Linked DNA regions of Homo sapiens: region 2 is linked to region 1. The links are chromatin contacts, found by Hi-C in ENCODE. All regions are on one chromosome and are shown on one strand. The core of a region is the stretch at or near the end of the contact, and the rest is flanking DNA. Distances in the headings are between cores, read along the strand shown.

Region 1 (4,521 bases), core at 1,369-3,868:
TTTTAATTGTGGTGTTAGGGTATCGATTTTAGATCTTTCCTGTTTTCTCTTGTGGGCATTTAGTGCTATAAACTTCCCTCTACACACTGCTTTAAATGTGTCCCAGAGATTCTGGTACGTTGTATCTTTTTTCTCATTGGTTTCAAAGAACATCTTTATGTCTGCCTTCATTTTGTTATTTACCCAGTGGTCATTTAGGAGCAAGTTTTTCAGTGCCCACGTAGTGTGCGGTTTTGAGTGAGTTTCTTAATCCTGAGTTCTAGTTTTCTGTGGTCTGATAGACAGTTTGTTGTGATTTCTGTTCTTCTACATTTGCTGAGGAGGTGCACAGGAAATTTTTAGGGCACTGAAACTATTCTGTATTATATTATAATGGTGGATGTGTCATTATACATTTGTGAAAACCTGTGAAATGTATGACTCAGAGTCCTAATGTAAACTGTGAACTTTTGTTAAAAATAATGTGTCAATATTGCCTCATCAACTGTAACAAATGTGCAAGATAGGAAATAGGGGAAACAGTCGGGGGTGAGTAAGGGAATACAGGAATGTGTACTTCCCCCTCAATTTTCCTGTAAACCTCAAATTGCTCTAACAATAAAGTCTATTTTTTAAAAATCCCATTTCTCACCATTCTTCCATTTTAGTTAATTAAATAATTACTTTATATCTGTTTGGAATCCTAGATCTTTATTTCACTCCACGGGTAAAATAAATAAATCCATTAGTACTGAGAAAGAAAAAGGTAGTCCCTGAAACCTGGGAACCAGTCTGACACTTGCAACAGGACTCAGTGTTATTAGAAGCTGGCCTGGTGCTTCTAGATGTCTGTTGGACATAAACCGTCTCACACAACATCAATGTCAGAGAAGGTCACTCTGAGACCGAGGTAAATTAAGACAAAACAGGGCCACTTCATAAATTTGTCTAGGTATGGACAAAACCAAGATGCAATCCATACAATCCCATCCCTGTCTCCTGGCTAATAAGAGACCACTGCTTCTTGACCATTCCAGCATTATCTGCTCTAGCTTGTTTTTCCTGTATAGAAGGTTTATTGAGGTGTCCAGTCATAGCATCGTCCCTACTTTCTGACAATGTGCAATCCACGTGAAGCCAAGTTCCTGGACTCTCCCAAAACCCTCCCAAACCACTGCCTAATCCTATAATAGGTTTTTTTCTGAAATCTTCTTACTGAGATCCCTTCCACCATAGTCCCCATGGTGTGCATTCTTCCTCGCTGTAAGGGGTAATGAACCCAAATGGTTCAACTACAGGCATTGACATTTATTTTGATGCTCAAATTGTCCTAGATTTGGCCTGTAGGCTGCAGTCCTTTTGACAGATCCTTATTATTGTTGTTTGAGCATTTTCCTGCTTTCTAGCACAACAAGATGCTCCAGGTTCACCTCGTATATTCTCTGTTCCAGCCCTGGAACCAGTAACTTCTCCAAGAAGCCCTGGGTTCTTTTAGCAGGAAATGGTACTTAAAAGTGAATGTCTGGGTCTAAGTGTGCTCATTGCTTTTGGGGTGTCACTGCTCCCAGGGCTGGGAAGAGCTACGAAATACATATATGTATTCTTATACACACACACACACACATAAACATTTGTATCTATATTTCTCTCTCTTTACTTACACACACACACACACACACACACACACACTCTGATACTCCCAAATTCAGCACCATAGGTTCATTCTAGTTGTCTCCTTCCTGATTTGTAGCGCTCTTTTTCTGGCAATGAGGAACCTGGCATCATCCTTAATACATCCACTTGTTTGGGTAATCCACCAGTAGTTAGCCAATCTCCCTTCTCTGGCCCACCCCTCCCCCTGCTGATGCCTGGACTCAGAGACCCTGTGCTGGGCTGTCCCCTCATCGGGATGCCCTCTGTATCCTGCTTGGAGTTTAAATGTTTAAAAACACTTAAATTTTACTTACATGTTTGTTAAAGCATTTGTTTATATTTTACTTTAATGTAATCTGTGACCAGCAGCATCCTCGACGGTGGGAACAGCACAGCAGAGCTGTCTCTGTGAGGCTCTTTCTTTCTTTTTTCCCACATAATAATACACATCATACCACAAGGCTTTCATGGGCATCTGAATGCTGTAAATTTTGCCAGCAAAGGTACATTCTTCTCATCTCCTTTTGCTTCTGGGACTGTCTTGACAGGCTGTGATTTGTGGGTCTGTGTTTGTGGTGTGTGTGTGTGTGTGTGTGTGTGTGTGTGTGTGTGTGTGTGACTAAGGAGCCACAGGCTGGGAAGGTATTTGCCAACCTCAGTCTGCTCTGGGCTCCTGCATTCACCCTGCTGTGGGCAAGGAAACTGTTCCTCACTGCATGTTCTCAGTGGCTCAGCTGGAGGCCCCCAGGGGTCCTTGGTGATGGGTGGTCTGCTGGAGGCTGTGAGAGAATTCTCTCTCCTGCAGACCAGACCTGTGTTAGGTGAGCACTTTCTGGGAGCCAGGCTCTGGGCTGAGTGCTTCATGGCTAAATCCATTTGTCTCATGTAATCCTTACAACAGCTCTGTGAGGAAGGTGTTAGCAACCGCATCTTCTGAAAGAGGAAATGGAAAGGTTAGATCATGTTTATGGGGCTGTCACAGCAGCTGCGGCCAGCCTGGACTCATAACCATGAAGCTATCTCAACCCACAACAGCACACCCTTCCCCCTGTCCCCACCAACTTTATGAAAGGCAAGGGCAATTTCATTATAGTGTAAAGCCTTAGCAGTTCAAGGAACATATAGATTGTCCAATGCAAGCATATGTTATGGTTACAAAATCACCTTTATATAGCTGGAAGCCCCAGTCTGACTTCTCTCTCTCTGCTTTATCATGGACCACCTCTACCCCAGGTCTCCTAATGGAATTTGAGGATTTTGATTTCTGTTGCTGTCCAAGACAACCTCATCCCTTAGACTCCAGACCCCAAACATACTTAGGAGCCCAGCAAACTCATATTGTGGTTCTCTCAGCCCTTGAGACTCCCCAGTTCTTTCTGGGACCTTCTTTCATCCCTGTATCTGAGCGTACTCTTTCTTCTTCTCCAAGGGTGTGATGGTGCCAGCAGGGCTAAGCTGGAGTTTTTCATGGCATGATCATCTAATCTCCTGGTCTTAGCCTTCTGGATCTACAAACTGGGGCATAAAAAAAGACTAGGCACCCATTGTGCCTCAGATCCATGCCAGCCTTTCCTCTGTGCTTCTTTTTGATCACAGGGAACTGCATTTCCCAGGCTCCTTTACTCCATGGCTTCTAGTAGGCATGGCCCATGGGAAGCCTGGTGGAAAACTAGAGGGAGGAAGGAAAGGAACTGCCTGGTGCTTTTTGCCCTTTTGCTTGGCTTCCTGCATCTCAGCATTGGTGGCTGTGTTTCCTTCATGGCTCCAGTTTCTTCCAGACAGCCCTTCCCTTAGGGTCCCAGCTCCCACAGGGCTATCCCACCAGTTTCAGCATCTGCTGGTTTTGGCCTCTAGTAACGACTTCCGCTTCCCTTTTTCATGGGCCTTCATGTATTATTGGCTTCCTTCTGTGGCTAATCCCTGCCTTTCTCCTCTCCCCTATTTAAATCGTAAATTCTTCTGTCAGCTGATGAACCAATTTCCTGTATTAAATTCCTCCATCCAGGCCAGGGACGGTGGCTGACACCTGTAATACCAGTGGTTTGGGAGGCTGAGGCGGGAGAATTGCTTGAGCTCAGGAGTTCAAGACCAGCCTGGGCAATACAGCAAGACCCCCCCTCTGTAAAAAATAAAAATAATTAGCCAGGCAAAGTGGCAGTGCACACCTTTAGTCCTAGCTTCTTGGGAGGCTAAGGTGGGAGGATTCCCTGGGCCTAGGAACTCAAGGCTGCAGTGAGCTATGATTGTGCCACTACACTCCAGCCCGGGCCACAGAGCAAGACCCCCTGTCTGTCTGTCTGTCTGTCTCTCTCTCTCTCTCTCTCACACACACACACACATACATACACACACACACTTTTTAAAAAATAAAGTTCTTCATCCAAAGGCCAATTCTTACCAAGTAGTTTGAGAACCATTGAAGGGAGAGGCTTTTATTCTTTTACTTCTCCCTGCCCATCTCAGATGTGATGAGACCAGAACTCTTTTTTTTCTTTTTAAAAACTCTATTTGTTATGATTATAGAACTTACCTGTTAGTAAGGAGAGCCCTGAGCAGCAGTGATAATGAGACCCTCCAATCAGACTGAGAGGACTGTCCTGTTCCCACAGATTGTCAGTGCCTGTGCAAGGAGGTCAGATGAACAGGAACAGCTAGTGCCATTCACACCCCCAGACAACTGCCACCATCTGCTGGGAGCCAGGCTACGAGTCCTTCCTGGTGAGGCTCATGGCTCAATGCTTCAGTTCCCCAGGCACAAGCCATGCCCTGGAAACACACAGATGCACAGACCCAGGCCTGGTGGATAGGGGCTGGGAGCTTGAGGGGAATCTTTCATGGGAACTTGCAAAAGCATTTGCTGTGCTGGGACCTCCAGGGAGCATGGGAGGG
Region 2 (4,521 bases), core at 736-3,235, 820 kb before region 1:
CTATTTATTCAGTGCCTACTATGAGCCAATGGCCATATATAAATTGGCACATAGCTATTTTGGGAGAGCTGGGTTCTGAACTTGCCCTCCCATGCTTCAATACCTCCACATCCTATGCCCAAGACCACAGTGATTCTAAACACCCCTCTGGTGAGGATTTGTGGAGACTGAGTGCTTCCCACTCCTTAGGAGCGGTAGTCTGTTCTCTGCCAGGTGCAGGCTGAGCTTCCAGTGCTGGTCTCTGCACCCTGCCCCACAACAAACCCCTGCCAGACTTCTCCCTGCAGCTCAAGTGGGCTCTCCACTGCCGCATCAGTACTCCTGGCCTGGAGCCCACCTAAGCATGGTCTCTTTTGCTCCTGGAACCAGCTGAGGCTAGGCCACATCTTCTCTCTGCTGCTCAAGGGTCAAGTATGTCTGTAGGTCAGACTACTGTTCTCCTGACTACAAGCTCAAGGCTTGGCTACAACTCCTGACTCCCACAAGACCCATTTATATATCCTTATCACTTTGCATTTATTAGAATGAGGACTTCTGTGAAACATACATTAGTCAATTTTTCTGTAACCCTAGTGTAACTTACATGGAAAAAAATTAGCAATTCTTATATGTAACTTTTTTCCTTCTTGACCATCAGTTGAAAGTATCGGCAGCCAAGAGGAGAGTTGCCCACTGCTGCTTCTCAATGCAGATTCCTCAGCTCCACTTGAACATTTCTGGTGAGACTGTGCCAGGTTCCTCTTCCTCTGAACAGGTTCGTGAAGCCTGGATGTAGACTGTCACACCTCTCTTATATAATCATTGTTCTCTCTTGCCAACTTGTTTTATGCTGGTGTCACATTCCATTATGTCAATTTTTTGGAGTGATGGATGTGTATGAAGCCGATTAGAATTGGATTTGTTGGCATTTCAGTTACTGAGAGTAGCATGAGATTAAGTCAAGGCTTGGTCCCCTAAAAGTGTTCAAGCATATTTCCTGAGAATTTGAAGCGTGAAACTTTGCTAAACGGACTTAAAATCAAAAAAAAGACTCTACTGTAAACCATGTAGTAGCCCAGAGTAACCAGTCAGCTGTGAAAGACAATTCATATCTCATTTAAGGAATCTGTTTCCATGACATTTGTTTGTAAAATGCCAATGGATTTTTTTAAACTAGAAATATATTCTATAGATCTGTGTTTTAGCTGATTATATTCTCTGAAAAAGAGTCAATTTTGACCCATGCACATGAATATTTAAGGTAGGTGCACAGAGTTCCAAATGCTTCTAAGAAAACTACCCTTTCCAATAGCCAAAACACTCTCTATCTCAGCATCATGTGGATTACATAACCAACGATCTGCCTTCCCCTAAGGCAGAATTTCTCAGATTCAACACTACTGACATTTTAAAACAGATAATTATTTGTTTGGCAGGGGGCTATCCTGCACTAAGTAGAACAGCATTCCTGGACTCCACCCACTAGATGCCAGCAGCACCACCCCGTCCCAGTTATAACAACCAAAAATGTGTCCAGATGTCTCCTAGGTGGCAAAATCACCCCGGTCAAGAACCACTGCCCGAAGGGACCACTGGGACCAATCCCGGCCTGCACAGTCCAATCTTCCCTGGACTCATCACATAGTCCCCTCCCTCTCCATGTGTCCCTCAATCTGGCTTATCTCTTGCCCTTCTCCGACCCCTCAATCTTCCTCTGTGCCCTGGGAACTCATGATCAGCCATCAGCAAAGTCCCCTATAGTCTCTATCTCTTCATGGAATATTCCTTTGACTTCCTTGCTCTAACACCAAATCTAAGAATACTGTTCCCCATAGCCCTCACACATAACACAGTGGATTCTTCTCTCATATGCCACATACTCTCCTTTGCCAATTTCCCCCAACCTCCCTCAAGAAACCCAGACCCTTGGGACAGGGGTTGGCAAACTACAGCCTGTGGGCTACATCTGGCCTACCACCTGTTTTTATACGGCCTGTGAGCTAAGAGTGGTTTTCACATTTTTAATGGTTGAAAAAAAATCAAAAGAATAATATTTCATGACATGTAAAATTCAAATCTCAGTGTCTATAAATAAAATGTCACTGGAATGCAGCCATGCTCATGCCAGTACCAGTGGCTGATGGCTGTTGACGTGCTACAAAGGCAGAATTCAGTTGAGTAGTTGCAATAGAGACCGTCTGGTACTCCAAGTTTAACATGTTACTTGGCCCTTGACAGAGAAAGTTTGCAGACCCTGCTGCTGAGGCACGTGGCACTAGTCTGGACCCTCCACTCCCTAACCAGTTGTCAACATCCACTATCTGCCAGGTCACTCTTCCACGTATATTAAAATATACACATGACTGAAAGCTGCATGGCACAACTGTTAACATTAGTGACTAAATGAAGTTCAAAATTACTTCTATAGTTTGGAATGTTGTGTGGAAATCAGCAGGATGAAACTGAAAGTTCACGTGTTAAGTCCCATGCAGTGTTTGGTATCAGAAGGACTGACACACAGAGCAGGAAGCAGCCCTGTTTTTGTCAACAGAGGAAGAACCAGGATAAACAGAATAGTTCAAGGGCAGATGGGGTACCTCAGGAGAAAGAGCACCCATGCCTGGAAGTGTACCCCATCTCTTGGGAACTTGACAGAAAGGGCTCCTGCTTTGGGCTAAATTTTAAGAACTTTCTAGCACTAAGATTTTTTCCCCTTCCAATGAAATTTGTAAACTTTAAGTGCAAAGATGAAACTCATTATGACACACATGGTCCCATAAAGATGCTTTTAGTTGACCAATGACCAATAAACTTGTACCTTACTGGGCAAATGCTCAGTGTAGAGTTGTATTTCCTAAGAAACCAAAGCAAACAAATCTGAGTTCAAGCTCTTATTAGTCTTTATTAGAATTAAAGCACATAGCTGGCTTAAGTCTACAGGGAGACTAAGCATTTCTCTCCAAGTCTTTGAATTTTTGTATTTACCTCAAACAAAAAAATACCTACAAGGAATGTAAATCAAATTGTCTCTCTAATCATCTCGCTTGAAGAATATGTTTAGGAGTGGTTGGCTGGGATGTGGTTGACTGGGAAGGAGTCTGTATACTTTGGATATTAAGAGCCAAGGGCCCAGCCCTTGGTCATAGCCCTTAGTCCTGTGATTTGGAATAGGCACTTAGCCCCATCTGTTTTCTCACTTGTACAATGAGGTTAATAAAACCTGTCCTGTCTGAATCTTACAGAGGATGATCGTGAGAGTTAAATTCAAATGATGCAAAAGGACCATCTGAGTGGAGACTGCCCTATATTTTTTTAGAACAATATGAACCCCTTTCTAAAACATATTTCTCCCTTCTTTACAAAAGTTGGCATCACTTGGGTGACTGAGTTATAAAATCTAGCCCCAAATCCTTCATATGTGGCATCTGAAGGCATGTTGCTATAAGCTAGCGTTAGGTGCGGCCAGGGCGTTTGCAGGGATGAAGAGCAATGTGCATATATGTACATGAGGCAGCTTCTGTGTCTTTCAAGGTCTGCAGGGGACAGAACACAATGAGCCACTTGACTCTGAGGTACTGTTTGAGGCACAGATGTTGAGCAGGTGACTAAGCTATGCAGGAAGAAATCATTTCCCAATCAGCATTTCACCACTGCATTCCCACTATCGCACTCCCACCTCATCAAAATCATGCCGTCACTTTGGGGCCACAGGCAAAATCCCTCCAACAGGCTTCGTAAATGAAGTCACTTCATAATCATCAATCTAGATAGATAAAACATCACCTATCTTTACAAGCTGCAAAGTATATTTTGCTCAAATGCTACTAAATTAATGTTGAAGTAATAATTCCAGTAAAGTGAAATTCCAAAAAGAATGAAGCAAACAGCATTCAGAGTGGCATCTCTGGCCTCCTGTTTCAGATCCTACCGAGCCCAGCACTTCAAGACTGTGAACCGTGCCCAGGATGGTCCACTTCCGTATCATCATCCTTACCAGCCTATTGCAAAGCATTGTCACCTGAACTCACAACACAGGAATCCTCGAAAAGTGTAACAGCAAGAAACAGACAAGGAACAAACATGATGAAGCAGGAGAACACCAAGTACTACTGACAAGGTCCACCTAACTCCTACCCTCAGCATCTTCGGTGGCTTTATATACAGGCCTTTTTCAGAGGATTGTGTACAATTTCCTCAATTCTCTTCATGTTAACTTCTCAAGCCAGCTGGAAGAGAGCTTCGAGGGCTTTTTCTTTGAGAATTGGCTGAGTTTCTTTAAGATTCTAGATCACAAAATGCAATGCTCATGGTAAAGGTTCTCTTTCCTTAATATGTTTAGAAGTTTAGGTCTTCTTTTCACTAAAATAGAGCTGTACACAGACTCTCAGAAACATAAAAGCCTGTAGAGAGAGGGCATCTGGGGTTATGAGGTAGAAGAGGGGTGTCAACATAGACCATGGTTGCACATCTATCTCAAACCAGTCCCTCCTCCTCCTGGGATAACAGGTATCTGAAGGCATGGCCTGGGTCCTGCTCAAATGA

The links. A loop is a pair of places that touch in the nucleus more often than their neighbours do. Pooled maps may share reads with other maps.
Region 2: a loop to region 1 is called in a map with no recorded cell type, with 2.0 times the contacts of the local background. The contact joins two enhancer-like sites. A Hi-C loop is called at or near these places in 2 of 37 single-sample maps with no recorded cell type and 1 of 50 pooled maps.

The regions. Positions count from the first base shown.
Region 1 is chr18:35,807,973-35,812,493 of GRCh38, reverse strand. No RefSeq gene overlaps it. Among named protein-coding and RNA genes, the nearest start is that of MIR187, 95 kb to the left of the region's middle. Within about 2 kb of position 2,618, at least 2 of the 41 ENCODE cell types and tissues checked have a DNase peak (open chromatin) inside an H3K27ac peak, as active enhancers do.
Region 2 is chr18:36,626,880-36,631,400 of GRCh38, reverse strand. All of the region lies in intron 10 of FHOD3 (formin homology 2 domain containing 3), which reads right to left. Among named protein-coding and RNA genes, the nearest start is that of TPGS2, 200 kb to the left of the region's middle. Within about 2 kb of position 1,985, at least 3 of the 41 ENCODE cell types and tissues checked have a DNase peak (open chromatin) inside an H3K27ac peak, as active enhancers do.